Regions from separate parts of the Homo sapiens genome. Here region 2 is linked to region 1. The links are chromatin loops, found by intact Hi-C in ENCODE. Cell type or tissue: left ventricle myocardium inferior. All regions are shown on one strand. Links, peaks and the distances in the headings refer to the core of each region. The heading gives the core; the rest is flanking DNA. Region 1 overlaps LOC102724968 (a long non-coding RNA gene). Region 2 has its middle 140 kb from the start of MAFB.

Region 1 (15,942 bases), core at 4,024-12,023:
TAACTTCCTCCCCAAGAGGATCCCTAATACTGCAGTTGAAATCAGAATTTTTTCATCCTATTGCACTTATACATAGAAGTATATTATATGTTAAATACATTTAAAGGGACATCGCACATGTAAATACCCACACACTCTCATACACACACATGCCCCAAAGATCACAGCTAAGTCCCAACTTGAAGTAAGCATGTTCGAATGTCATCGCCATGACCCACCCACCCATCTGTTTTGAGCTGTGGTTGGCAGCAAATAATTAGCATTCACCAGGATGGCCAAGCCCAGCTTCCACTGTGGATCCCAACAGCCTGCCTCACAGCAAGAGACTCCGCTTTGGTGTAATTACCTATTCCTTGCACACCAGTTGCCCTGGTGTGATGTCAGCCCCTCCACATTGTTTATTTTAATTAAAACAGAAATTGCAGGTCTTAGGTGCTTGTAATTACAGCCCATGAACTAAATTGACTGAGGCCCCTAATTAACCTGAAACACGTCTACCTGGCTGGAGGTGTGAGTTTGGACTTGACTAGTTCAGGGCACTGCATCGGCACCAAAAACAGAGCAAGGAAAGGTCTATTAGGGATTCAGATAGGGCATTTGCCCTCCAAAAACTGCTACACACAGCCTGTACCCCTCAGACCACATTGTGGGTTCAATTTCAATTCCAAATGTACCTAATTAGCCCAGGACACACTCAGCAAAAGTGTAGTGATAGCATCTAAAAATCAACTAATGTAATCATCAATAGAATAGAAAGCAAAAACAAAGGAGTAAAAAAATAAAAATAAAAAATCACATGATCATTCCAATAGATGCAGAAAAAAACTTTTGACAAAATCCAACACTCTTTTTTTAATAAAAACACTCAACAAACTAGGGATAGAAGAGAACTTCCTCAACCTGATAAAGAGCATCTATGAGAAACCCATAGCTACGTCATACTCAGTGGTGAGAAACTTTCTCCCTAAGGAGATGCTTTCTCCCTAAGATCAGGAACATGACAAGGATGTCTGCCCTTAACACTTCAATTCAGCATTGTTCTGGAGGTTCTGTCGCAGGCAATTGAAAAAGAAAAAGAAATACAGACATTCAGCTTGGAAAGAAAGAAGTAAAACTATCTCTATTTTTATGTGACATGATCTCATATATATAAAATCCGAAGGAATCCACTAAAAAATAGAACTAATAAATGAATTCAACAAGGTTGCAGGATACAAGATCAATCTACAAAAATCAACTGTATTTCTATACACTTGCAATGAGAAATCTAAAAATAAAGTTAAGAAAATAATTTAATATGCAATGGTTGGTGGGACTGTAAACTAGTTCAACCATTGTGGAAGTCAGTGTGGCAATTCCTCAGGGATCTAGAACTGGAAATACCATTTGACCCAGCCATCCCATTACTGGGTATATACCCAAAGGACTATAAATCATGCTGCTATAAAGACACATGCACACTTATGTTTATTGTGGCACTATTCACAAAAGCAAAGACTTGGAATCAACCCAAATGTCCAACAATGATAGACTGGATTAAGCAAATGTGGCACATATACACCATGGAATACTATGCAGCCATAAAAAATGATGAGTTCATGTCCTTTGTAGGGACATGGATGAAATTGGAAATCATCATTCTCAGTAAACTATAGCAAGAACAGAAAACCAAACACCACATATTCTCACTCATAGTGGGAATTGAACAATGAGAACACATGGACACAGGAAGGGGAACATCACACTCTGGGGACTGTTGTGGGGTTGGGGGAGGGTTGTGGGGTGGGGGGAGGGGGAGGGATAGCATTAGGAGGTATACCTAATGCTAAATGACGAGTTAATGGGTGCAGCACACCAACATGGCACATGTATACATATGTAACTAACCTGCACATTGTGCACATGTACCCTAAAACTTAAAGTATAATAATAATAAAATTTAAAAAAAACAAAGTAGTAAAATAGAAAGTAATTTAACAAAAAATATAAAACTTAACTCTGAAAACTTCAAAACGTTGTTGAAAGAAATTTAAAAAGACCTATAAAACTCTAAAAACATTCGAGGTTCATGGATTGGGAAACTTAATATTGTTAAGATGGCAATATTCCTCAAATTGATCTACAAATTTAACACAATCCCTATCAGAATCCCAGCTTGCTTCTTTGTAGAAATTGAAACTGATTATAAAATTCATATGTAATTTCAAAGGTCTCAGAATAGTCAAAATCATCTTGAAGAAAACAAAGTTTTCCCAAATGCCCATCAATTATAGACTGGATAAAGAAAATGTGGTACATATACACCATGGAATACTACATTGCCATAAAAAGGAATGAGATCATGTCCTTTGCAGGGATGTAGATGAAGCTGGAAGCCATCATCCTCAGCAAACTAACACAGGAACAGAAAACCAAACACCGCATGTTCTCACTCATAAATGGGAGTTGAACAATGAGAACACATGGACACAAGGAGGGGAACAGCACACACCAGGGCCTATTAGGGGGTGGGAGATAAGGGGAGGGAACTTAGAGGATGGGTCAATAGGTGCAACAAACCACCATGGCACACGTATACCTACGTAACAAACCTCCACGTTCTGCACACGTATCCCAGAACTTAAAGTAAAATTTAAAACAAAACTGCATGTTCTGCACATGTACCCCAGAACTTAAAGTATAATAAAAAATAAAATTTAAGAAAAAGAAAAGAAACAAAAATGAAAAGGCAACCCACAGAATGAAAGAAGATATATTCAAATGCTGTCTCTGATGAGAGACTTGTTCTAGAACATGTAAAGAGCTCTTAAAACTGGGTAATAAAAAGACAAATAACCCAATTTAAAGATAGGCAAAGGATTTGGATTGGCCTTTATCCAAAGAAGATATACAAATAGCCAATAAACACATAAAAAGATGCTCAACCATTAAGCAGGGAAATGCAAATCAAAACCACAATGGGATACCACTTCACGACAACAAAATTGCCTAGATAGGATTGCCTAGATAGCAACAAAATCAGAAAGAACAAAACATCAGTGTTGGAGCTATGCAGAAATTGCAACTCTCATACACTGCTGATGGAATATAAAATGGTGAAACCGCTTTGGGAAACAGCCTGAAAGTTCCTCAAAAAGTTCAACACAGAGTTACCATATGACCCAGCAATTTCACTCACAGTAGATAACCAAGAAAAATGAATACATACGTCACATAAAAAACTTTCACACAAGTGTTTATGTAATTACTCATAATAATAAATTATATTATGAATTAATTAGTCAAAAAGTAGAAATAACCCAAATATTAATATAAATCAACTTATTATAGACAATATATGGTATATCCATACACTGGAATAAAATTCAGCCACAATGAATGAAATGTTGATATATCCTACCACATAGATGAACTTTGAAAAAGTTAAAGTACATGAAAGAAGACAGTCACAAAATATCACGTATTATATAATTATACTTAAATGTAATGGCCAGAATAGGTAAATCTATAGAGATAGGAAGTAGATTAGTGCTTGCTTAGGGCTGGGGAAGATAGCGGGGTAGGGGAGTGATTGATAAAGGATGCAGAGTTTCTTTGTGAAGTGAGGAATATATTCTAAAATTGACTGTAATGATAGCTGAACATATCTGTAACTATACTAAAAACCATTGAATTGTACTCTTTAAATGAATGAATTTTATGATATGTAAATTATATCTCAATGAAGCTGCTTTACTAAGTGTACTGGGTACCAAGTACCTCCCAGGCACCATACAGGTGCTGATATAAAAGCCATGTCAAATACATAAACTGAGTGTCTTCTTTGTTTTTTAAATGATTCTTCCTCAATTTTTAGAAAATTAAGAAAAACTATAAGGAAGAAAAGAGAAATCATCTATAATCATACCTCCAGTGACAGCCATTATTTATATTTTTCATGCATTTTCTCTGTTTCTTCCATTCAAAATCCTTTTAATGTATTGGATGCCATTTTGAACATCTTAAAATATATTTATATTAACAAACCCTTACATGCTTACCAAGCAATTTAAGGAATAAAACAACATCAATAGAAGAAAACACCATCTACATGCATAATTATCTTGAGGAAATAATCAGAGGTTATCCAAGATGTATAGGATGCTCACCCCAGCACCACCCTTAACGGTAAAACAAGGAAAACACTGGCTGGGTGCAGTGGCTCACACCTGTAAATCCCAGCACTCTGGGAGGCCAATGGGGGGTGGATTACCTGAAGTCAGGAGTTTGAGACCAGCCTGACCAACATGGTGAAACCCCATCTCTACTAAAAATACAAACATTAGCCAGGTGTGGTGGCAGGTGCCTGTAATCCCAGCTACTTGGGAGGCTGAGGTGGGAGAATCGCTTGAACCCAGCAGGTGGAGATTGCAGTGAGCCGAGATCACCCCACTGCACTCCAGCCTGGGTGAGAGAGCGAGACTTCATCTCCAAGGGAAACACAAACTTAACAAAACTATCTCAGCGAAGGTTTTTTTTTTTTTCATCTTTGTGAATGTAAAAAAAAAAAAGTATCTTTCATTTTTAATGTAAAGTTTTTGATAATAATGAGATATTTTTACAAATGTATTATCTTTTGATGCCTCAGCAAATTATATGTGCAAGTCTTATGGGCACTTTTTCTCTGGTTTTCTTTTTTATATGGTGATTTTTTAAAATCTCTGCACGTATTAAGGACAGTAACCATTCTGCCGTATATATTGTAAGTACTTTTCCAATTTGGACATTTTTCTTTTACTGTTGCTTATAATATTTTTAAAGATATGGATTTTTTTTTCAGTGGCCAAATATATTATTCTTATCCTTAAGATCTCTTCTATTGCTCTGAGGCTTAAAATATCTTTCATCATCTGAAACTCAATTAAATATTTATTATATATTATTCTAGTATTTCATACTGGCAATCTTAACTTTTCACTATGCTGTGTTAAGTAAAATTTGTGTATATCATAACTGCCCAAAGCAATAACTGCCTGTATTTTAAAAAGTAACTCTTTAATCCATTTATAATTTAATTTAGGAGATAATGTGAGGTAAGGTTCTCATTTTATTTTATTCCAACACTCATTAAAAAATTCACCCCTTTCCAAATAATTAACATTTCTTTTATCTTCTATTAAGCTTATAGGTATTCTAGCATGCAATTCAAGACTATCCCTTCTATTTCATGACATCATATTTTAATTGTTGTATAATGCCATATTGTTTCAACTACAGTAGTATATATGTCAAATACATAAGAATGACATTTTTACTTCTGTTGCAGGAGGCAATGCTTGTTTTGTCTAATGAAATTCAGAATCACTTTCAAAATCAAAATTCCAAACCATGTTAAATGTATGAATGAATGAGGGACTAATTAATATCTTTGCAATATACAATCTTTCCAACTAGATATATAGTTGTCTTTCTATTCATTCTTTTTTTATATTTCTAAGTTGAAGTTTCAGATCTGATTTTGGTTTCTTTCCAATATGTTATAATAAAGTTTCAGGTATACAAAAAAGTTGAAAGAATTTTATAGTGAGCACTTACACAGATTATCTCATTGACACCTTAATTCCTTTATCTCAATCCATCTTGAGATTTTTATACACTTTAAATTATGTATATATATACACATGTATGTGTATATGTGTGTGTGTGTGTATATATATATATCAGTACATATCCTCTTAAATATTTCAGAATACATATCATTAACTGCAGTTCAGTATTTGTTTACAGGTTTTTGTGGTAAAATTTACACACAATGAAAGACAAAAATCTTAACTATATATTGGCTGAGTTTTGACAAATGCTTACATCTATGTACCCAAACCTCCATCAAGATGTAAACATTGCATCATTCCAGGAAATTCCCTCATGTCCCTTTTTCATCAATAACCATTTCTTCCCCCAGAGTAAATCACTATTCTGTTTTTCTCCACCATGAATTAGTTTTGCCTATTTTAGAACAACATATTATGGAATACCGTTCCCATGTGTACTCTTGTAGATGACTTCTTTCACATGACAAAACCTTTTGAGATTCCTCTGTGCTGTTGCATGTTCAATAATTTGTTCCTTTCTATTCCTAAGTAGTATTCCATTGCATGAATATACTGTAATGTGTTTATTCATTCTCCTATTGATAGACACCTGGGCTGTTTCCAGTTTATAATTATTATTATTATATACTAATAAGGTCTTGCTAGGAACATACTTGTACAAACCTTTTTGTAGGCATATATTTTCAGTTTTCTTGGTTAATTACCTGGGATTCAAATTTCTGGGTCACAGGGTAGATATGTGTTCAGATTTATGAAAAATTATGAGACATTTTGCCAAACGCCCACTAACAATGTATGACAGTTCCAGTTGCTCCACATTCTTGACAATTGGGATTGTTTCCATCTTTCATTTTAGAACTTCTGAAGGGTGAATAAGGATGTCACATTGTGGTTTGAATTTTCCTGATAAGTAATGATATTGAGTATTTTTATATCTGGTCATTGGCCAGGTGTATATATTTTGTGAAATGCCTGTCCAGTTAATTTGCTCATTTTTACTCCTTTATTATTAAATTGCAGGAGTTCTTTATACATCCTGGATACCAGTCTATTGTCAGATAACATCTGTTTTACTTATAATTTTATCCAGTTTGTAGATTGCCTACCTAACAGTGTCTATCTATGAGCAGAAGTTTTCTTAATAACGTCTATTTATGAGCAGAAGTTTCAAGCTTTGATGAAGTCTAATTTATCAGTTTTTCTGAGTCTTGTCAAAGAAAACTTAGTCTATCCCTAAGTCATAAAGATACTATCCTATATTTCTATTGAAAACTGTGTGGTTTGTATATTGTATAAAGTGGCAGTTAAAGTCCTTTTTCTCACGAGAATAACTGGCTATTGCAGCATCCTTAGTTAGAAGACTTTTCTTTCTGTATTGAATTGCTTTGATGATTCTATCAAAAATTAGTTGGCCAGTGGAGTGTGTTTATGAGCTTTCTGTTCTGTTCCACTAATCATTTGTTGATGGTTATGCCAGTACCACATTGTCTTAATTGCTTTAGCTTTAAAATGAGTCTTGAAATCAGATAGTATAAGTTGACTAACTGTTCTTCTTTATCAAGATTGTTTTATCAAAGTATTCTATGTGCTTGCATTTATATATAAATAGTAGAGTCATTTTTTTCAGTTTCTGCAAAAGTCTTTCTATTGTGATTATGTTGAATCTATTGGTCGGTTGGGAGAGGATTAACATCTTGACAACATTATATCTTCGTATCCATAACCACCCATTGATTTGGGTCTTCTTTATTTACTCTCAGCAATGTTTTATAGTTTTCAGTGTAGAGGTCTTGTACATATACTGTTAAATCTAATCCCCAGTATTTTTTGTTTTTGATAATCTGTAAAGGGTTTCTTAAAATTTTACTTCCCAAACATTTGTTGCTAGTATATAAATAATAAAATTGATTTGTGTATGTTTACCTTGAATCTTACGAGCTCTCTAAATTCACGGATTACTTCTAGTAGTTGTTTCATAGATTTATTAAGATTTTATATGTAAACAATCATGACACCAGCAAATAAGTACAATTTTACCTCTTCCTATCTGTATGCATTTTTTTTATTTTTGGTTTTTCTCCTTTTGCAATGGCTGCAATCGCAGTACAATGTTAAATAGAATGGTGAGAGAGGGCATCTTTGCCTTGTTTCCAATCTTAGTGAGAAAGTGTTCAATATTTCACCAATAAGTATGATGTTTGATGTATCTTTTTAATAAATAATCTTTATCGATTGAGAAGTTTCTCTTTTATTACTAGATGGTTTTATTGCTAGATTAATGACTAGATTGTTTTTATCAATGGGATGTTCATTTTCTGTCAAGTCTCTTTTCTCCTTGATGCATGTTTCTTCCTAGTTCTGTTAATGCAGTGGATTATACTGTTGGATTTTTAAGTGTTAAATGAACTTTATATTTCTGAGATAATTCTGACATAATAAAAAAGTCAGAATGTGTCATTCTTTTCATATACACTACTGGATTGGGTTTGCTAATATTTTGTTAAGGGTTTTTGAGGCTCTGTTCATCCAGGACTTTTTGTCAGTAATTCTTTCTATCTTCCTTTAATTTTTTGGAACAAGAGGAAATATCTGTCAGATTTGGGCATTATAGTTTCATAAATGAGGGTCATGAAATGAATTAGGGAGTGTTTCTTCCTCCTCTCTTTTCTGAAAAGAGTTTGTAAACGATGTTATTTCTTCTTAAATATTGAGAGAATTCACTTGTGAAAATATTGAGACCTAGAATTTTCTTTGAGGGAAGATGTTTATTAACTTCTTTGACTCCACATTTACTTGGAGAATTTGGTATGTGTTTATTTGTGTGTTGGGGAAGGGGGTTATTTTAAACCCTATTATTCTTTTTTATTCTTTTTTTTTTTCAGCTTTTTATCTAATGGAGCTCTGCTCTACTGAGGTGGAATCGCTTCCAAATTTTCTTGCCTTATTCTTTAACATTCAAAATCAGCAGAACATATGAAAGTCTACAGTGTCCAGCAGGCCCTGCTGCTCAGTCTGTCCTTGTCTCTGTCCTCATCACACAACTTTACTTATAGTATCTATTCCTCCCAGGATCCATGTATTAAGGTCACAACTTTCTACCCTGTCATTTTACAAAACATATGATCTTCAACAAATATATTGAGGATGGCAAGATTTGGCTGCCTTAAAAAGCAACTCACAGACTTGAGAGATGGCCATCCAATTTTTTAATTGCTGCAGATGCTATGTCTCTGAGCCAATGCAAAGAGAGGGAGAGGGAAAGAGCGTCTCCACTTTTACGATGGCAGGGCTGCACTGTTTCTGTGTCTTCATTAGAGAGGTTAATTGGAAATCAAGAGAGGCTGTGTCACGGGCAGCAATAGCTAGCCAGATGCCATTTTAAACTGGAATTTATCCAGCTGATTTCTTTGAAAATCTACCATGCTTTGCTCAATAGACACACTGCTGGCTGGCACCAAGGAAATGACTGGTACGTAAGCACACATTCAGCATTTAGTAGTTCATTTTTCCCTTCCTTCTGCTCCTTCAGCTGATCATGTCCTCAATTATACTCAGAAATGAGGGATTCCCTTCATGAATCAGTAAGGGTTGAGAGCAATGGCTAAGAGTTCCGACTGAGTCTTCCTCAACTTATCTGCATTCCTGGTTACTGCAAAGTTTTTATAAGATCCTGGAAATACCAGGCTATTTGAACCCATTCAGTTATCTCTGGCTCATGCACCTCATCCATCAGCAAATTAAAACTTGGATGTGAGATGTCAGTGAAGGAAAGAGAAGCATGGTCCCTTAACTGCTACAAATAATATGCAAGTGAGCTAGCAGAGGTATGTCATAAAAGGGATGAGGGGCAAAAAGGATCTCCCTCTAGGCCTAGGAACATTCTGAATTTGATGCTTTCCTGTGGATTATAATCCCACAAGACACAATGCCAAATGCCATAACCCAAATGTTGAAATCCCTGACATCCACATTTCTAAAGTCTAAAATTCCTAAGGTCTAAAATCCCAAAAATCACAAACACAGGATAGTTGCATCAGGTTAGGGAGAACGATTACTCTGTTAGTGTCTTTGTTTGGAAGTTAAGTATGGTTTAAGGAGATGCATATGGGTGCCAAGTTGACAAGAGGTGGACTTGTGAATTTAATTTTAGGTGTCACCTTGACTAGATTAAGGAGTCCCTAGAAACCTGATAAAGCATTATTTTGGGAGTGTCTGTGAGGTTGTTTCCAGATGAGATGAGTGTGAGTCTGAGTGAACTCCGTAGGGAAGATCTGCCCTCAACCTTGTCAGGCACCCTCCAATCAGCCAGGGCACAGAAGGCGAATCAATTTCTCTCTGAGAGCTGGGGCAGACTCTCTTCTGCTGCTTTGGACATCAGTACTCCAGGCTTGCTGGCCTTTGGACTTCAGTTGTTATACCTACAGCCCCGCAGGTAGTGAAGCTTTCGGTTCTTGACTGATAGACCATAAGCTTCTCTGGTTCTCAACATAAAAACATTGAAATTTCCTCTGTAGTGTAAGAGATGTTATTTTTGTTCGTTTTCGTTTTTGAAAGCTAAAATTTATTGAGATCTCAGCTCTTTGCAAGACTGCATATGCAGTGGTGACCCATTGAGGGTTTTGGTCAGTCTCATCAAAATACAGGTTGTCTGACACGATATTTCAAGTGACCACAGTTATAAAGCCGGGTGCAGCCAATTACCAACCATGATGATATGCATTCATACATTTCGCTTTTTGACCTATTTCTTTATGAATACATTTGTCTGATCATAACTGTTACACTCCTGTAAATGTTTTTAGTATACCTGGGTGTTTATGCTTATAAAAAATGTATGTTATTATTCCCTATTTCATTGTGTAAACTGGCCTAGGAAGTGTTCTGTCATGTTTTTATATGTTTCTCAGGAAAACCCATTTTAACATGTAAATAAATGTTTTTTAAAGAATATTTTATTATTTTTTCCAGAATCATATTTTCAGGATTTTGATCTTTTGGGATTTCAACATTTGCAATTACGGCATTAAGATTGTATCTTCCAGGATTAGGATCAGCTTCTGAATACTTACAGTCTAATGCCAAGGAAGAAAGCTAATGGCCAAAATATTTAAATAGCTTAGTCTTTTGATGAACAACTAACTCAGCTATTTGAGTTGCTAATGTCAAAGCAAAGACAAAATTCCCAGGAATAATGTTCCAGAGCAAACTTGCTCAATTTTTAAATGCGTTTTAACAATGATCATGTATTGACAGAATAGAACAAGGATTTTTTAAAATTGATCTGCAGAAAAAAATGGCTTATCTATACCTGTCATGTCTAACATGGTAACAACTAGCCACATGGGGCTATTAACCCATGTGAAATGTGGCTAATCCAAATTAATATGTGCTGTAAGTATATAACACACACCAGATACAAGTACAAAGACAAAGACATAGTATGAAAAAAGGAACGTATTTTACTAATAATGTCTCTGAGAAGTTGCATGTTAAAATAATCATATTTTAGATTTATTGGATTAAAGAAAATGTGTTATTAAAATTAATTTTACCTCTGTTTTTACTTGTTTAATGTGGTTCCTAGAAAATTTTAAATTACATATGTGGCTCATAGTAGATTTCTATTAGACAGCTCTAAACAATTAAAATAATGGCATACTGGAAAAAGTTCTTGTGCATGTATATTAGTTCACCAGGGCTGCCATAGCAAAGTACCACAGATTGACATAAATAATAGAAATGTATTTCTCACAGTTCTGGGGGCTGGAGTCTGAGGTCACGGTGTTGGCAGGGTTGGTTTCTTCTGAGGCTTCTCTCCTTGGCTTGCAGATGGCCACCTCCTCCCTGTGCCTTCACATGGTCTTCAGCACCTGTCTGCATCTGAATTTCCCATTCCTATAAGGAGGACATCAGTCAGGGGAGGAGCCAAGATGGCTGAATAGGAACAGCTCCGGTCTACAGCTCCCAGCGTGAGCGACGCAGAAGACGGGTGATTTCTGCATTTCCATCTGAGGTACCGGGTTCATCTCACTAGGGAGTGCCAGACAGTGGGCGCAGGTCAGTGGGTGCGCGCACCGTGCGCGAGCCGAAGCAGGGTGAGGCATTGCCTCACTCGGGAAGCGCAAGGGGTCAGGGAGTTCCCTTTCCTAGTCAAAGAAAGGGGTGACGGACGGCACCTGGAAAATCGGGTCACTCCCACCCGAATACTGCGCTTTTCCGACGGGCTTAAAAAACGGCGCGCCACGAGATTATATCCCACACCTGGCTCGGAGGGTTCTACGCCCACGGAGTCTCACTGATTGCTAGCACAGCAGTCTGAGATCAAACTGCAAAGCGGCAGCGAGGCTGGGGGAGGGGCGCCCGCCATTGCCCAGGCTTGCTTAGGTAAGCGAAGCAGCCAGGAAGCTCGAACTGGGTGGAGCCCACCACAACTCAAGGAGGCCTGCCTGCCTCTGTAGGCTCCACCTCTGGGGGCAGGGCACAGACAAACAAAAAGACAGCAGTAACCTCTGCAGACTTAAATGTCCCTGTCTGACAGCTTTGAAGAGAGCAGTGGTTCTCCCAGTACGCAGCTGGAGAGCAGCTGGAGATCTGAGAACGGGCAGACTGCCTCCTCAAATGAGTCCCTGACCCCTGACCCCCGAGCAGCCTAACTGGGAGGCACCCCCCTGCAGGGGCACACTGACACCTCACACGGCAGGGTACTCCAACACACCTGCAGCTGAGGGTCCTGTCTGTTAGAAGGAAAACTAACAAACAGAAAGGACATCCACACCAAAAACCCATCTGTACATCACCATCATCAAAGACCAAAAGTAGATAAAACCACAAAGATGGGGAAAAAACAGAACAGAAAAACTGGAAACTCTAAAAAGCAGAGCGCCTCTCCTCCTCCAAAGGAACGCAGTTCCTCACCAGCAATGGAACAAAGCTGGACGGAGAACGACTTTGACGAGCTGAGAGAAGGCTTCAGACGATCAAATTACTCTGAGCTACGGGAGGACATTCAAACCAAAGGCAAAGAAGTTGAAAACTTTGAAAAAAATTTAGAAGAATGTATAACTAGAATAACCAATACAGAGAAGTGCTTAAAGGAGCTGATGGAGCTGAAAACCAAGGCTCGAGAACTACGTGAAGAATGCAGAAGCCTCAGGAGCCGCTGCGATCAACTGGAAGAAAGGGTATCAGCGATGGAAGATGAAATGAATGAAATGAAGCAAGAAGGGAAGTTTAGAGAAAAAAGAATAAAAAGAAATGAGCAAAGCCTCCAAGAAATATGGGACTATGTGAAAAGACCAAATCTACGTCTGATTGGTGTACCTGAAAGTGACGGGGAGAATGGAACCAAGTTGGAAAACACTCTGCAGGATATTATCCAGGAGAACTTCCCCAATCTAGCAAGGCAGGCCAACGTTAAGATTCAGGAAATACAGAGAACTCCACAAAGATACTCCTCGAGAAGAGCAACTCCAAGACACATAATTGTCAGATTCACCAAAGTTGAAATGAAGGAAAAAATGTTAAGGGCAGCCAGAGAGAAAGGTCGGGTTACCCTCAAAGGGAAGCCCATCAGACTAACAGCGGATCTCTCGGCAGAAACCCTACAAGCCAGAAGAGAGTGGGGGCCAATATTCAACATTCTTAAAGAAAAGAATTTTCAACCCAGAAATTCATATCCAGCCAAACTAAGCTTCATAAGTGAAGGAGAAATAAAATACTTTACAGACAAGCAAATGCTGAGAGATTTTGTCACCACCAGGCCTGCCCTAAAAGAGCTCCTGAAGGAAGTGCTAAACATGGAAAGGAACAACTGGTACCAGCTGCTGCAAAATCATGCCAAAATGTAAAGACCATCGAGACTAGGAAGAAACTGCATCAACTAACGAGCAAAATAACCAGCTAACATCATAATGACAGGATCAAATTCACACATAACAATATTAACTTTAAATGTAAATGGACTAAATGCTCCAATTAAAAGACACAGACTGGCAAATTGGATAAAGAGTCAAGATCCATCAGTGTGCTGTATTCAGGAAACCCATCTCATGTGCAGAGACACACATAGGCTCAAAATAAAAGGATGGAGGAAGATCTACCAAGCAAATGGAAAACAAAAAAAGGCAGGGGTTGCAATCCTAGTCTCTGATAAAACAGACTTTAAACCAACAAAGATCAAAAGAGACAAAGAAGGCAATTACATAATGGTAAAGGGATCAATTCAACAAGAAGAGCTAACTATCCTAAATATATATACACCCAATACAGGAGCACCCAGATTCATAAAGCAAGTCCTGAGTGACCTACAAAGACACTTAGACTCCCACACATTAATAATAGGAGACTTTAACACCCCACTGTCAACATTAGACAGATCAACAAGACAGAAAGTCAACAAGGATACCCAGGAATTGAACTCAGCTCTGCACCAAGCGGACCTAATAGACATCTACAGAACTCTCCACCCCAAATCAACAGAATATACATTTTTTTCAGCACCACACCACACCTATTCCAAAATTGACCACATACTTGGAAGTAAAGCTCTCCTCAGCAAATGTAAAAGAACAGAAATTATAACAAACTATCTCCCAGACCCCAGTGCAATCAAACTAGAACTCAAGATTCAGAATCTCACTCAAAACCGCTCAACTACATGGAAACTGAACAACCTGCTCCTGAATGACTACTGGGTACATAACGAAATGAAGGCAGAAATAAAGATGTTCTTCGAAACCAACGAGAACAAAGACACAACATACCAGAATCTCTGGGACGCATTCAAAGCAGTGTGTACAGGGAAATTTATAGCACTAAATGCCCACAAGAGAAAGCAGGAAAGATCCAAAATTGACACCCTAACATCACAATTAAAAGAACTAGAAAAGCAAGAGCAAACACATTCAAAAGCTAGCAGAAGGCAAGAAATAACTAAAATCAGAGCAGAACTGAAGGAAATAGAGACACAAAAAACCCTTCAAAAAATTAATGAATCCAGGAGCTGGTTTTTTGAAAGGATCAACAAAATAGATAGACCACTAGCAAGACTAATAAAGAAAAAAAGAGAGAAGAATCAAATAGACACAATAAAAAATGATAAAGGGGATATCACCACTGATCCCACACAAATACAAACTACCATCAGAGAATACTACAAACACCTCTACGCAAATAAACTAGAAAATCTAGAAGAAATGGATAAATTCCTGGACACATACACTCTCCCAAGACTAAACCAGGAAGAAGTTGAATCTCTGAATAGACCAATAACAGGATCTGAAATTGTGGCAATAATCAATAGCTTACCAACCAAAAAGAGTCCAGGACCAGATGGATTCACAGCCGAATTCTACCAGAGGTACAAGGAGGAACTGGTACCATTTCTTCTGAAACTATTCCAATCAATAGAAAAAGAGGGAATCCTCCCTAACTCATTTTATGAGGCCAGCATCATTCTGATACCAAAGCCTGGCAGAGACACAACCAAAAAAGAGAATTTTAGACCAATATCCTTGATGAACATTGATGCAAAAATCCTCAATAAAATACTGGCAAAACGAATCCAGCAGCACATCAAAAAGCTTATACACCATGATCAAGTGGGCTTCATCCCTGGGATGCAAGACTGGTTCAATATACGCAAATCAATAAATGTAATCCAGCATATAAACAGAGCCAAAGACAAAAACCACATGATTATCTCAATAGATGCAGAAAAGGCCTTTGACAAAATTCAACAACCCTTCATGCTAAAAACTCTCAATAAATGAGGTATTGATGGGATGTATTTCAAAATAATAAGAGCTATCTATGACAAACCCACAGCCAATATCATACTGAATGGGCAAAAACTGGAAGCATTCCCTTTGAAAACTGGCACAAGACAGGGATGCCCTCTCTCACCACTCCTATTCAACATAGTGTTGGAAGTTCTGGCCAGGGCAATTAGGCAGGAGAAGGAAATAAAGCGTATTCAATTAGGAAAAGAGGAAGTCAAATTGTCCCTGTTTGCAGACGACATGATTGTATATCTAGAAAACCCCATTGTCTCAGCCCAAAATCTCCTTAAGCTGATAAGCAACTTCAGCAAAGCCTCAGGATACAAAACCAATGTACAAAAATCACAAGCATTCTTATACACCAACAACAGACAAACAGAGAGCCAAATCATGAGTGAACTCCCATTCACAATTGCTTCAAAGAATAAAATACCTAGGAATCCAACTTACAAGGGATGTGAAGGACCTCTTCAAGGAGAACTACAAACCACTGCTCAATGAAATAGAAGAGGATACAAACAAATGGAAGAACATTCCATGCTCATGGGTAGGAAGAATCAATATCGTGAAAA
Region 2 (15,942 bases), core at 4,272-12,271, 64 kb before region 1:
ACAAAAATTAACTGGATGTGGTGGTGCACACCTGTAGTCCCAGCTACTCAGGAGGCTGAAGCAGGAGAATTGCTTGAACCCAGAGGCAGAGGTTGCAGTGAGCCAAGATTGCTCCACTGCACTCCAGCCTGGGTGACAGAGTGAGACTCTGTCTCAAAAAAAAAAAAAAAAAAAAATACCCTTGATTTACCCAGAGGGTGTGGTGGGTCTGCCCTGCCTGCATCTGATTCACCTTTGTCCCTACCCACCTTTTAATCTCCTCTGCTCAGCACAGGCCAGCCTGGCAGTCAGTGGTTGAAGTATTTGATGAGGAGGTTGATAAGAACAAAGAATATCCATCTGTGGGCTGGTGGAGACAATACTGGGGTGAGAGAAAGTAGCCATGAGGATAGAACCCATAAGACAAAGTCCTAAGAGCTTAGGGGTGAAACTGCAGGCTGGCTCCACCTGAGACACCACTTCCTGCTCAGTCTTTATTCTTTTGAAGAAGAGTCCGCCCAGTCACTGAAGGCCATGAGAAAACACAAAAACATGTGCAGATCCTCCTTCCACATGTCACTCCCCTCCTCAAAACCTCTCAGCAGTTCCCCCATTGTCCTTGGGCTAAAGAAAAAATCCTATCAAGGGTCTTCAAGGCTCTTCATGGACTAGTCCTCACCTCCTTTCCAGTGCCATCTGCTGTCACCTCCACCTACAATCACCACCCAACACATTGCCCTCTGAAATGTTCCGCCTGAGTCACTTGTCTTTTCCCAAATACACCTTACAGGTTCACTCCTTCATGCCTTTACACAATGTTGCTTCTTTTTTCTGTAAGAAGCATCCCTGTGGAGGGCAGATTCTAAGGTAGCTCCCAGTGATCCTACCTTCTGATATTCTTGCCATTGCTTAATTCCCCCCTTTGAGTCTGGAATGGACCTAATAACTCTCCTCTAAGTTACTGGAAGAGAAAAACGATGGGATGTCACCTCTGAAATTAGGTAACAAAGACTCTTGTTTGTCTTATTCATCCTTTCTTGGTTGCTTGTTCTGATGGAAGCCAGCTCCCATGTTGTTAAGGGCCCCACATAGCAAGGAACTGAGAGAAGCCTTTGGCTAGCAACCAGTGAGTAGCTGGGGCCCTCAGTCCAGCAGCCCATGAGAAATTGAATTCTGCCCTCAGATGAAACCTCAGGACCTCATTAGCCCTCAGATGAAACCTCAGGACCAGTCAACATCCTGATTGCAGCCTTAGGGGAGACCCTGAGCCTGAGGACTTAATTTATCCATGCCCTGATTTTTGACCCACAAAACTGTTAGATAATGAATGTTTTGGTTTTAAAATTCTACGTTTGAGAGAAATTTGATGCACAGCAATAGAGAACTAATACATATACCTTTCAACCTGTCAAAGTCATACTCACTTACTCCAGTATTACTTGTCCTAGGAAGTCTTCTCTGGCTTCCTGCCCTTCACCTTGGCTGAGTTGGTCAGCCCTCCTGAGTGGTGCCATCATGCCCTGTATTTCCCCATCACAGCTCCAGACATGGTACCACAATTTCATAATAACTTGTCAGCCTCTCCCTCTGGAATGTGAGTCCTTTGGAACCAGGGCTTGTGGCTTATTCACCTCCATAACCCCAAACAAGCCCAGTACCTGACACCTAATAATAATACCAAACATTTATTGAGCGCTCACTGTATGCCCAGCTAAATTTTCTTTTCAAACTTTATCTCACTGAAGCCTCCAATTAAGCATCATTAAACCCACTTTACTGATGACAAAATTGAGGCTCAGAAAGATTACACAAGCTAATATGTGGCAGAAGTGGAACTTTAACCCAGGCAGCATGGCTCCAAAGTTCTAGCTCTGTGTAGTAAGCACTTGTTGAATGGCTACCCAACTGAGGATGTGCTATGTGGCCACAGGATTGACCACAGACCCGATATGACTGGGCATCTATGTATCTGCCCCACAGAGGAGTGAGAGCCCCACAAAGTTTCAGAGATAAGTTAGGAGCCAGTGAGCTTCTAACTTAGGAGCTATTTCCATTCTTGACTTTGGAACAGCTGGGTTGGGATTTCCCGGAAAGCCTGAGCCAGAGGCCAAGACTGAAGCCAGGGAGCAAAGTTAAGTGGCCAAGTCAGGGGCCAATTAGCCATGGTGAGCTCCCCAGGGATTAGAGTCCCTGAGCCAGGTGAGGACAAAGCCAGGGCTTGAGGGTAGAAGACAACCATCTGGGAGACCCAGGTCTCTGAAAGCTCATAAATATGTATTCATCCATCCAACCAATTCCACTGTTAAGACGCAAGTCCTGATGTTTATTGAGCATGTACTATATGTCGGGTACTGTCTAGGGCTGGGATAGAACAGTAAACATGTCAGACAAAAATTTTTTTGTCCTTGTGACTTTACATTGTCATGGGGATAGAGAGACAGGAAGACAATTAAAATGAATAAGGATATTATAAGATAGAAGGTTTTTAAGTACTATGCAGAAATAAATCAAAAAAGGAGGAGAAGGGGGAGCCAGGGTGTAAGAAGTGTGGATGCATTTAGTAGAATTATCTCATGTGGAAAATGTTAAGAACTTAGCCTGACGTGTAGTATCCATGTAACAAATGTTAATGTTATGACTCCTACTCTGAGAACAAGGGTGGGGAGGTGTTGTAATTTGTCCTAAAGCTAGCTCAGTGAGTTTTAAGGGGGATACCTCTGTCTTTAGTGTCAGGATTCATTGAGTCAAGCTCATGAACATTAACATGTGTTGGTTCCAGTGGAAGACAGATTTCTAAGCAATGTGGGAGACTCTGCTGGGATATGGACAACCATAAAACCCAAGGTCTTCTCTGTGAGTACAAGGATGAGGGAGCAGGTGAATATAAAGTTTACAGTACCACCTGAATAAATCAGCTGGACACAAACCAGCAGCTAGGACTACATATGATGGCACACCCAGACCTTGGGCTCTAATCCATCAGGCAGTTCAAGGGACCAGAGGCAGAAGCTGAGATGGAAAGATGGGCGAACAGGCTATGTTGAGGAAGGTCAAGATCTTCCCATGGCCTCACTCAGTGCTCATCCATGGTTCAGGGCCTGCCCTGAGCAGTACAAGTAACTCTAGCCCCGATGCAGGCTCATCTGAGACCTTGACAGCTGCTGGTCTGATCCAAACAGATATCTGGGGAAGTAGGGCTCAGCTTGCAGCTGATGTTGCCAGTCCAACTCCTGAATTCTCCAAATCACACTCTGCAACATGCATCACCTAGCACTCTTAGGCTGAGATTTTGTATCATGACCACATTTAGAGCCTAACCTCACCCTTCCCCGGCCTAGATCTATTCAAACATCCTAGCCAACCTCTCTGAACTCCTAGGTATGAGCCCAGAGGCACCCAAGGCATGCCAGGTTTGTCTTAGAAGTACTTGATGGCTTTTTTCACTCCTGCCCCTTCCTGCCCTCAGCAGTCTCCTGGGGTGACTTCTAATAAACACCTATTAGGTGCCAGACACCATGATCATGTAGTCCTCAGAGCACCGCTACAAAGGATCTACATTATCCATTTCATGAGATGAGACAACTGGAGCTGCAAGACAGTATGTATACTAAGGAAGGAAGCATGCACACAGGATTTCGACCCAGGTCCGTGTGATTCCAGCCCATGCTTCTTCCATAAAACCATGCAGCCTCCAGCCCACATTTTTCATCCATAAAATGGGTTCAAAATGAGAACACATGGACACAGGAAGGGAAACATCACACTCCGGGGACTGTTGTGGGGTGGGGGGAGGGGGGAGGGATAGCATTTGGAGATATACCTAATGCTAAATGACGAGTTAATGGGTGCAGCACACCAACATGGCACATGTATACATGTGTAACAAACCTGCACATTGTGCACATGTACCCTAAAACTTAAAGTACAATAATAATAAAATAAATTAAAATAAAATAAAAAATGGGTTCAATAGAGCCTACCTCATACAGCTACTGTGAAATTTCCATAAGAAACTACAAAACCTTCAGCACAGGACCTAATAAGGGCCTGAGAGAAATGACATCATCTTTCAGCCTTCCTGAGACATCCTGCTCATTGCTTTGAGAAAATAACAGGGTAGGAAGGAAATGGGTATCCTTGGAAATACTTAGCTCTTTCTTCTCAAGAGAGGAAGCTACTCCCCAGCTCCTGGGCACTCATAACTCTAACCAGGAAAGTGCTCATTTGGTGAGAATCAGGGCCACACACAAGCCAGGAGCATCTGCTCAAGTATTAAAAGTGAGCCTGTACGGTCCTGCTATTAAACTCCCTGTGGGTGAGCTGGGTTAACGGTGGGGCCTCATGTGATAAGTCATTAATCTCTACATGTAATGCAAGAGCTGTACAACTTACTTCAGCCTTAATCTCCCATGAGTTACAGCTTCTTCTGTGATTCATAAAACAAATCAATCACACCTCCCAGGCTCTCATCTATTTATTACTGCTTTTTAAGTGCTTGGAGAGGGAGAAACTGGTGGATGTTTTTAATCCCCTCCACATCTAGGCAGACCTCCACAGGCTGCAGGAAAATGGACTCTATGCCCCAACTCAGGTCACAGACTAAGATTAGTCGAACTCTGAAGCTTGCAAGGAGCAGACAACTTTGCATCTATAGCAGCTGGAAGATACCTCCCTATTGCTCAGAAAAGGAACTGGGATCAGGTTTGGTCATCGCCAGCCTGCATCAGGAAGGCTTGTTAGTGTGGTGGGTTTAAACACAACCACACACTTCTTGACACTTCTCTCTTTGAGAGTTAGGATCTCTGTCTGCCCTCCTTGGAATCTGAGTGGTCTTGTGACTGCTTCAGTAGGATGTGGCAGACATGATGCTATGTGACTTCCAAGGTTTGTCATAAAAGACCACAAAGTTTCCATCTTATTCTCTGGGACACTGTGCTGCCACATAAGGAGTCACACCAGAATAGAAACATGTAGTCCCAGCTGAGTCCAGCTTCCAGCCATTCCTGCCAAGATGCCAGATGCATGGAATCAGATTCTCCAATCTCCTACCATTCAAGTCACCTCCAAATTTTTTAGTTTTCCCAACTGAGGCCTCAGACAAGCTTTAATGCAGAGTCGAGCAATCCTTACTGTACCCTCTCTAAATTCCCAACCTACAGAAACTGTGGGCATATTTAAATGGTTGTTTTCTGTATCATTAATTTTGAGGTAGTTTGTTACACAGCGATAGGAACTGTAACCATCAGCAAGGAAGCACAGCAGTAGTAGCATAGTAGTAACAAAAGGGAAAGTACTCACTGCATGCCTACTCTCTGTCAGTCACTTTGCATATTTTAGTATTGCAATCAGTCTTTACCAAATTCCTACAAAGTGGGTGCTATTGTCCGTACTTTACAGAAGAGGGAATGATGGTTCTGAAAGAATAGGTTACCTACCTCAGGCCACACAGCAAAGATGGTATCCACAGCCCTGGCTATAGATCCAAACTGCTACTTGTTCCTCTGGCCACACTGACTACCAAACAGCTTTGCCTGAATTCTCTACATATTTCAACTATTTTGCCTAAACTTTTCCAAAGTCATTCAGGTATTTGGCTTTAATTACCTCAATATTTCAACTATTTTTCCTGACTTCGTTGGTGTCTTAGTAATTTTTACCTAAATCTCTGCTGAGATTATTCCACTGGTGGTGGGTGTGGTGAGGTTGTGGGGGTCTTAGCTTCTTGACCACACCAGGAGCTGGACAGGAGTGGACACTCCACAGCAAGCCCCAAAACTTGAGGCCTCAGGCATGGGCCTGGCAGTGGGAAGGATCTAGATTGTAAGTCCTCCTGGGCCACTCATGTCCATGGGACACTGTCCACAGAAGCAGTATGAGGCCAGGAGAGTGCAAGCTTGACTGCCTGAACTCCCTCTTGGCCTCGTGAGCCTTGCAGAGTGCAGCTCCTGCCTTCTTCTTGCAAACAATGTCAGCCTTCCAGACACAAGCTATGGCCTGGTGAGTTTCATCTCCTAGTCTTCCCACAAGGAAGCTGCTTAAACACAATTCTGCAAGATCATGGTCCCGCTTCATAGCCGTATGGCATACAACCCCTTCAAGTAGTAGCCCTGGGAGGTGACCTCAGGTGGACAGCATGTGGCTACTCAAAATTCATTCGAAGTAGAAGTGGAGACAGCAAGGCATGAGTGTGGAAAGACAAGACAAAGATGGTGCTAACTCCAACCATTAAGTGATACTGTAGGCCTCCCTCAGCTAAGAACTTAAACTCCCACTCCAGGTTCCCACCATCCATCTACCCTCCAGCCAGGAGGATCTTTTAAGATAAATGAATCAGATCACAGTTCGCTCTTCATTTAAAACCTTCTAACAGTGTTCTGCCACACAATGGCCAAAAATCCAAACTCTATACCATAGTCTAGCAGAGATGCTCAAACTTAGCATGCATCAGAATGACCTGTGGGGTTTACTAAAACACAGATTGCTGGGCCTCACCTCCTGAGTATCCGATTTAGCAGATCATGGGTGGGGCTCAAGCATGTGTATTCTAACAAGCTCCCAGTGGATGCTGATGCCCCTGAGAACCACTGGCCCATAGAACCCAGCATATTTTGACTCCTGTTGGCCTCTTCAGCCTCACTCTTTCCTAACCTAACTCTCATTCACATATACCAAGCCACAAAGACCCTCACTGGGATCCATAAACTCACCTGACTGTTTCTTGCTTTCAGGACCTTAGTGCTCAGGAGGGCCCTCTATGTGTCCCACTAGTCCCCAGTCCTGAAAACCTTCTCATTCTCCAGGGTTCTGGCTGATGCCATCTCCTAAAACAGCCCTTCCCTCTCCTCACCCACGAAGGATAACCTCACCCTGGTACCTTTATTCACTGCTTCCCTTCTGTTTGCTTCTTAGCAAGCCTCAATGTGCAATGGGAATTATAACTCTTTATTTATTGGGGTATCTCTTTGTATATTTGTGAGAGCTTTCTCCTGCCACTTTAGACTATAGGTTCCTTCCAACCAGATTCTGTCTTAATCACCACGGTAATCCCAGCACCCCACTCCATGACTGTCAAATGGTGGGTGCTCAGAAAATGTATGTTAAATTGGTACATTGCCTTAATTCATTCTCGTTACAACCCTGGGAGAAAGGAATTGTTAAGCCCATTTTACAGATGAGGAAACAGTTTCAAAGAGGGAAGTCCCATGCTCAAGGTCAAACAGTCAGGCATTGAACCTAGGTCTGTGGACTCCAAAGGTCTTAACCCACTCTGTGTCCATTGGGGGACAAACAAAGGAGCAGGGCTATTGAGGAAAAATGGTATGGATGAGATACTGGAGAACAGAAATGAGGCAAGCAAGCAGCAAGGAGGCAGGCAGAAAGGTCAGCTGGCATAAGGACTTGGGCACCCTCCAGACACCCCAGTGCCCTGAGGGGACAAAGAAACAAATGAGGGTGTTCACCCAGCTCCACATGGAGTCCAGGCAGCTGCTGCCTGAAGCACTGTGGGGTTGCCGCAATTCCACCTTTAGGTGTGAAGGCTTTTGCTTTTCCACCCCCATCCCCTCCATCAGACTTTCCTCTTCTGGTGTCTCATTGGTCTGGACAGTAGGTGGAGCAGACCATGGACATTGGGAAGGGGCAGGGTTCAGGGCAAAGGCAGGGCATAAATGGGGGAAAGGAGAAGAGCTGAACCAGACTGGGAACAGGGACACAAGAGGACACCACTGCCAGCTACATCTGCTTCCAAGAGCTGAGATTCCACAGCCAAAGGTCTTAAACTCCATGATATGAATTTCCCTTCCTGTTGTGCAATGACCACCCTGGCATTGCACCAGAGGGCTGCGGTCCAGGGGTCAGGCCCCTTTAGGACTGTACCCTGGCCTCATGCTCATGGCCATGTGTTCTCTGGGCAGCAGTGCTGAGCCTGGAAGGAGGGAACCTCCTACTGGAGACACCTGTAGGGCACTAAGGAGAAAGGGAGAGAAGGAGGTATGGCCTCAGCTTCTGCCTCCACAGCCCAAGCGTCAGCCCGCAAAGAAGCAGGAATGGGGTACAAGGCTGTGAGCTTCAGGGCAAAGAAGGCCTCCCACAGGGTGCTGCTCAGAGACAGAGGTGGACATCTGCAGAAGATATGCACAAATAATCGCCCAGCACCTCAGAAGGTAGATACTCCCAGGAGGCAATGCGCCTCTCCCCAAAAGTGGCATAGAAACCTCTTTCTCCTTCTATATCCCAACTCAAAAGCTCACTAACAAGGGCTAAGGGCCTCTAGCTTAAAGGCAAAGAGGACATTTGAAAAGACTTTGCTCCTCGTGTGTGTGTGTGTGTGTGTGTGTGTGTGTGTGTGTGTGTACATGTCAAGGTGTACCTGTGTGTTTGTGCATATTCAAAAAAATGGGAGGAGGAAGAAGTAGAGGGTGGATGACAGAAAAAAAGTGTGTAACCCAGTTAATGTAGGTCTAGAATCCAACAGTGGTCAGTAAGGGGAAAAGACCAGTCCAAATCATTAATCAATCCACCAATAGTTATTTAACTTTATTACACGCCAAGCACTACTTTGAACACTTGGGACACAAGAGAAAATGGCACAAACATTAAGCCCTGATTTCATGAAGCTTATGATGTAGTGAGAAATACAGCCAATACATTTATATACTGTTGAGTATAATAAGACAGATAAAAATAAGGGATGGAGCACTGTGGGAATAAACACCAGAGGACTCTAGGAAGGGAGGCCTCCCAGAGGAAGCAATATTTAAGAGAACAACTGAAGGGTGCGTAGAAATTAGCTAGGTAAAGTGGCAGGAATGCAGGACAGAAGGGCCAAAGTCTTTCTGATGTAGAGCAAAGAGCAAGACAGAACATGAGACAGACTGAGATAGAGCCAAGACAAATTAGAAAGAATCTCAAAGAAATAAAAGTAGTAATAATTACTTTAAAGCACACACTCAAACTAGTTTAACAAAATGTTGTTTTAATTATATCTACCTTAATGAACAGATAAAAACAGTTTGTAATTAGTTCTGTAATTGGTTATGTGAAAAGAGATGCATCTTCAAGTTCTAAAGCATATGTCCCGTAGACAATTTATGAGAAAAAAAAGATGCTTCTTCAAGTACTAAAGTATGTTGCCCTAAAGAGCTGTCACATTCCAGTGTCTTGTAGACATATTTTTTTCATGGGTTCTGCAAAAGTAGACTGTATCTTAGTCATGCCTGGATCAGAAACAAAAAGAATTAAAAAGAGCTTTTACTCTAGATGTAAGTGACTCTACATAGAGCTGAACAGACTGACAGATCTGGGTTCAAATCCCACTTCTGTCACTCACAAGTTCTGTGACCTTGGGCAATTTCCTGAACCTCTCTAAGGCTCGATCTTTAAAATGGGGATGAAGATAATGCTATTGCATAAAGTTGTTATGAAAACTAAGCAAGGCCACACACACAAAGCACACAGCAGAGTGCACAGCATCTATTTGCATTTAATAAACATCAACTGTTATGTGGACCCATGCATGTTATGTTAATTGGCTACTGTTGGCATGACAAACTACTATGAATTTAGGAGCTTAAACAATGCATATTGATTGGAGGAACCAAGATGGCCCATTAGAAACAGCTCCGGTCTGTGGCTGTCACTGAGAAGAATGAAAATGGTGAGTGAATCCCGCTCCATCAACTGAGGTATCCAGGTTCTCTCACTGGGAATGATTAGGATGTTGGCATGACCCACACAGAGCAAGGAAAAGCTAGTGTTTCCTGACTGCTGGCTGTCTGGATGAGGGGGATTCTTCCCAGTGCAGCCAAACCTGCTCAGCCAAGGGGCAGCCAGACTGCTTATTTGAGCAGGTCTCTGATTCCATGCCTCCTGACTGGGTGAGACTTCCCAACAGGGGTTGCCAGACACCTCATACAGGAGCTTTCTTGCCTGCATCAGCTCAGTGCCCCTCTGGGACAGAGCTCCCAGAGGAAGGAGCAGGCAGCCATCTTTGCTGTTCTGCAGCCTCCACTAGTGATACCTCCAGGTGCAAGAGGGACCCAGGAGAATTGGGTCTGGAATGGTTCCCCTGTAAACTGCAGCAGCCCTACAGAAGAGGGGGTTGTTTGTTAGAAAAACAATCAAACAAAGCAACAACAAGGACAACATCAACAAAAAAGACCCCACAAAAACCCCATCCAAACATAACCAGTCTCAAAGATTGAAGGTAGATAAACCCACAAAGATGAGAAAGAATCAGTGCAAAAGGCTGAGAACTCAAAAAGCTAGAGCACTTTTTTTTCTTCAAATGATTGCAACATCTCTCCAGCAAGGGCACAGAACTGGGCTGAGGCTGAGATGGATGAATTGACAGAAGTCGGCTTCAGAAGGTGGGTAATAGTGAACTTTGTTGAGCTAAAGGAGTATGTTTTAACCCAAGGCAAAGAAGCTAAGAACCATGATAAAACATTACAGGAGCTGTTAACCAAAATAACCAGTTTAGAGAGGAACATAAATGACCTGATGGAGCTGGAAAACACAACCTGAGAACTTCACAAGGCAATCACAAGTATCAATAGCCAAATAGACCAAGGGGAGGAAAGGATCTCAGAGCCTGAAGACTATCTTGCTGAAATAAGACAGGCAGACAAGGTTAGAGAAAAAAGAATGAAAAGGAACAAACAAAACCTTCAAGAACTGTGGTATCATGTAAAAAGACTGAAGCTACAACTGATTGGGGTACCTAAAAGAGACTGGGAGAACAGAACCGAGTCAGAAAACATACTTCATTATATCATCCAGGAGAACTTCCCCAACCTAACAAGACAGGCCAACATTCAAAATCAGGAAATCCAGAGAACTCCAGTAAGATGCTCCATGAGAAGATCAACCCCAAGATACATAATCAGATTCTCCAAGGTCAAAATGAAGGAAAAAATGTTAAAGGCAGCCAGAGAAAAGGGTCAGGTCACCTACAAAGGGAAGCCCATCAGACTAACAGCAGACCTCTCAGTGGAAACCCTACAAGCCAGAAGAGATTGGGGGCCAATATTCAACATTCTTAAAAGAATTTCCAACCCAGAATTTCATATCCGGCCAAACTAAGCTTCATAAGTGAGGAAGAAATAAAATCCTTTTCAGACAAGCAAATACTGACAGAATTTGTCACCACCAGGCCTGCCTTGCAAGACCTTCTGAAGGAAACACTAAATACTAGCCACTATCAAAACCCACTGAAGTACACAGACCAATGACACTATGAAGCAACTACATTAACAAGTCTGCAAAATAACCAGCCAGGATCATGATGACATGGTCAAATTCACACATAACAATATTAACCTTAAACATAAATGGGTTAAATGCCCCCAATTAAAACACGTAGAATGGCCAACTGGATAAAATGACAAGACCCACCAGTGTGCTGTATTTAAGAGACACTTCTCATGTGCAAAGACACACATAGGCTTAAAATAATGGGATGAAGGAAAATTTGCCAAGCAAATGGAAAGCAGAAAAAAGCAGGGGTTGCCGTCCTGTTTTCTGACAAAACAGACTTTAAATCAACAAAGACCAAAAAAGACAAAGAAGGGCATTACATAATGGTAAAGGATTCAATTTAACAAGCATAGCTAACTATCCTAAATATATATGCACCCAATACAGGAGCACCCAGTTTCATAAAACAAGTTCTTAGAGACCTACAAAGAGACTTAGACTCCCATACAATACTAGTGGGAGACTTTAACACCCCACTACCAATATTAGATAGATTATTGAGACAGAAAATTAACAAAGATCTTCAGGACTTGAACTCAGCTCTGGATCTAGTGGACCTGATATATATCTACAGAACTCTTCACCCAAAAATAATAGACTATACATTCTTCTCAGTGCCACATGGCACTAAATTGATCACATAATTGGAGGTAAAATACTCCTCAGCAAATGCAGAAGAACTGAAATCTAACAAACAGTCTCGTAGACCACAGCACAATCAAATTAGAACTCAAGATTAAGAAACTCACTCAAAACCACACAACTACATGGAAATTGAACAATCTGCTTCTGAATGACTCCTGGGTAAATAATGAAATTAAGGCAGAAATCAATAAGTTTTTTGAAACCAAATGAGAACAAACAACATACCAGAATCTCTGGGATGCAGCTAAAACAGTGTTAAGAGGGAAATTTATAGCACTAAGTGCCAACATCAAAAAGCTAGAAAGATCTCAAATCAGCATCCTAACATCACAATTAAAAGAACTGGAGCAAACAAACCCCAAAGCTAGCAGAAGACAAGTAATAACCAAGATCAGACTAGAACTGAAGGAGATAGAGATACAAAAAAAAACCCTTCCAAAAAATCAATGAATCCAGGAGCTGGCTTTTTGAAAAAATTAATAAAATACAAGACCATTAGCTAGACTAATAAACAAGAAAAGACAGAAGAATCAAACAGACAGAATGAAAAATAATAAAGGGGATACCACCACTGAACCCACAGAAATACAAACAACCATTAGAGAATACTATAAACACCTCTATGCAAATAAGCTAGAAAATCTAGAAGATATGGATAAATTCCTGGACACACACACCCTCCAAAGACTGAACTAGGAAGAAGCTGAATCCTTGAATGACCAATAACAAGTTCTGAAATTGAGGCAGTAACGAATAGCCTACCAACCAAAAAAAGCCAAGAACCAGATGGATTTACAGCTGAATTCTTCCAGAGGTACAAAGAGGAGCTGGTACCATTTCTTCTGAAAGTTTTCCAAACAATTGAAAAGGAGGGACTTCTCCCTAACTCATTTTATGAGGCCAGCATTATCCTGATATCAAAACCTGGCAGAGATATAACAAAAAAAGAAAACTTCAGGCCAATATCCCTGATGATTATCAGTGCAAAAATCCTCAATAAAATACTGGCAAACCTCATTCAGAAGCACATCAAAAAGCTTATTTACCACAATCAACTCAGCTTCATCCTTGGGATGCAAGGCTGGTTCAACATACACAAATCAATAAACAGAACTAAAGACAAAAAATTATTTTTTTATTCAGCCAACGAACATATGAAAAAAGGCTCAACATCACCATCATCAGAGAAATGCAAATCAAAACCACAATGAGATACCGTCTCATACCAATCAGAATGGTGATTATTAAAAAGTCAAGAAACAACAGATGCTGGTGAGGCTGCAGAAAGATAGGAACGCTTTTACATTGTTGGTGAGAATGTAAATTAGTTCAACCATTGTGGAAGAGAGTGTGGTGATTTTTCAAAGACCTAAAACCAGAAATGCCATTTGATCCGGCAATCCCATTACTGGATATATACCCGAAGGAATATATATCATTCTATTATAAAGATATATGCACATGTGTATTTATTGCAGCACTTTTCACAATAGAAAAGACATGGAATCAACCCCAATGCCCATCAATGATATACTGGATAAAGAAAAATGTGGAACATGTACACTATGGAATACTATACAGGAATGAGATCATGTCCTCTGCAGGGACATGGATGGAGCTGGAAGCCATTATCCTCTGCAAACTAATGCAGGAACATAAAACCAAACACTGCATGTTCTCACTTGTAAGTGGGAGCTGAACAATGAGAACACATGGACACAGGGAGGGGAGCAACACACACTGGGGCCTGCCAGGGCAAGGGGGAGCATAGGAAGGGAGAGCATCAGGAAAAATACCTAATGCATTCTGGGCTTAATACTTAGGTGATGGGTTGACAGGTGCAGCAAACCACCATGGCACATGTTTTCCTATGTAACAAACCTGCATATCCTGCACATGTACCCTGGAACTTAAAATTAAATTAAATTAAATTTCAAAAAAAAAGAATCTTCTAATTTCAAAGCTTTATCAGGTTTAAAATTAAAATTTATATTTATATGTTTGCCAAAAAAACAGTGCATATTTATTACTTATAGTTATCTGGGTTAGAAGTCCAAAACAGGTCTCAAGGGGCTCCTCAAGGTGTCAGCAGGGCTGCCTTCCATTTTAGAGGCTCTAGGGGAGATCCATTTTCTTGTCTTTTCCAGCTTCCAGAGGCCACCACATCCCTTGCCTCCTGACCCCTTCCTCCATCTTCAAAGCCGGCAAGGTTGCATCTCTGACCCTTCTTCCCTATTCACATATACCTCTGACCACAGTTGGAAGGGTTCTCCAATTTCAAGGACTTATGTGAATAAATTGGGCCCACCTGGATAATCCAGGATAATCACCCCATCTCAAGGTCCATAATCTTAAATCACTCTGCAAAGTACTTTTGCAATGTCAAGTAACAGGTTCACAGGATTAAGGCATGGACGTTTTTAAGGGGCCATTTTTCTGCCTACCACAAATGTATATCTTTAACTGCATGTCATTACAATGATTTTTTCATAAAAGATAAATGAGGTCCTTATAACTACAGAGTCTTCTATTCTTCCACTCTTCCTCTGCCCTCTCCCACTTTCTTATATGTTACTGAAAGTGAGTTTCTTACATCAAGTGTAAATCCATTGCACAGTTAATTCTAAGGCCTTTAGTGTCCCTAATTCCTCTTCTTTCGGAGGTTACTTTGCTGTATCATCATTAAACCACGTTAAAATATGTTCATATCTTATACTACATGAAACTTCTATATAACTAGAGTTGAAGTGAATTTGTTGACAAACTGTTGTGTCTTATGTACATTTAATTAAAATTAATTTTTTATACTTTGCAGTTTTCTTTACTTTTTTATATCCCAGCTATTTTCATAGATCTCAGAACAGTTCATAGGTCCATAGACACTGCCTTAAAGACTCAGTGAACAAGAAGACCCTAGATCAATAGATATTCTTCCAGGAGAAGGGGGGAAGGAGAAAGAAAAAAAGAAAATAAAAGAAAAAAGAAAGAAAGAAAAGGGAAGAAAAGAAAAGAAAAGGGAAGGGAAGGAGGAAGGAAAGAAGGAAGGAAAGAAGGAAGGAAGGAAGGAAGGAAGGAAGGAAGGAAGGAAGGAAGGAAGGGAGGGAGGGAGGGGAAGGAGAAAGGGAGGTGAAGGAGAAAGGGAAGGAAGGAGGAAGAAAAGAAAGAAGAGAGAAAGAAATAATGGAGGGAAGAAGGAAGGAAGGAAGGAAGGAAAAAAGGGATGGAGGAGGAGAGGAGAAAACTTGATTACTTAGTGCTCTCTAGTGTGAAAACTCAATGACCCACTCTCTCTTCCAGTGCCAGGACCATCGTTCAGACCATCCATGAGTAATTCAGTCATTTGTTTATTCATTTATACAACAAATAATTCCTTTGCACCTGTAAAGGGCCCATTCCTACTGGGCACTGGGAACACCATGATGAATAAGGCCCTGTCCCCATCCTCAAGGATCTACCAGTCTTTACCTAATCTTGTATGTGAGTGGACACACATCACCTTTACTTGAAAGAACGGGGCTGGCCCACTGTCAGGGAACCTACCTACCATCACCAAGAATGGCTAGATGAGTACCAGGTCTTTACGTGCATAGATAACAATTCAGTTCCTTAGCTGGCTTCTTTCCTATTTTGTTATAACTTACATATAGTGATGTGCACAGATTTTAATCACACCGGTCTTTCAGTTTGACTGAAACCCATAGAACGTCCCCAACACCCAGAAACGTTCTCTTCTGCCCTTTTCCAGCAATTCCTCCTCCCTGGAAGCAACGACTGCCCTGATTTCTCACCACGAGTTAGCTTTGCCTGTTCTGGAACTTCACATTTGTGGAGTCACACAGATAAACACTTGTGTCTGGCTTTTTGTGCTCAGCAGGATATTTTTGAGATTCATTCATGTTGTTGTGAACAGATCAATAATCTGTTTATTTTAACTGCTGAGTTGTATCTCACTGTATAAATAGACCATAAATGTTTACCCATTATCCTGTTAATGAATATTTTGAACCATTTCCAATTTTAGGTTATTGTGATTAAAGCTGCTATGAATATTTTTGTAAATAA

What was found. Hi-C counts contacts between places; a loop is a spot of excess contacts. Peaks named below come from ENCODE experiments on the same cell type or tissue, not always from the same donor. Only the 100,000 strongest peaks of a DNase experiment are listed, where the experiment ranks them.
Region 2: a loop joins it to region 1, with 4 times the contacts of the local background. A loop is called at or near these places in 3 of 110 quality-filtered maps.

The regions. Positions count from the first base shown.
Region 1 is chr20:40,607,816-40,623,757 of GRCh38, forward strand. LOC102724968 (a long non-coding RNA gene) reads right to left here. Exons shown (of 8, transcript XR_001754596.2): 4 at 11,344-11,486. Among named protein-coding and RNA genes, the nearest start is that of MAFB, 73 kb to the right of the region's middle. In left ventricle myocardium inferior, for the core only: no CTCF peak of the experiment used is centred there; no DNase peak of the experiment used is centred there; H3K27me3 peaks cover 3,126 bases.
Region 2 is chr20:40,543,594-40,559,535 of GRCh38, forward strand. No RefSeq gene overlaps it. Among named protein-coding and RNA genes, the nearest start is that of MAFB, 140 kb to the right of the region's middle. In left ventricle myocardium inferior, for the core only: no CTCF peak of the experiment used is centred there; a DNase peak (open chromatin) is centred at 7,808; H3K27me3 peaks cover 719 bases.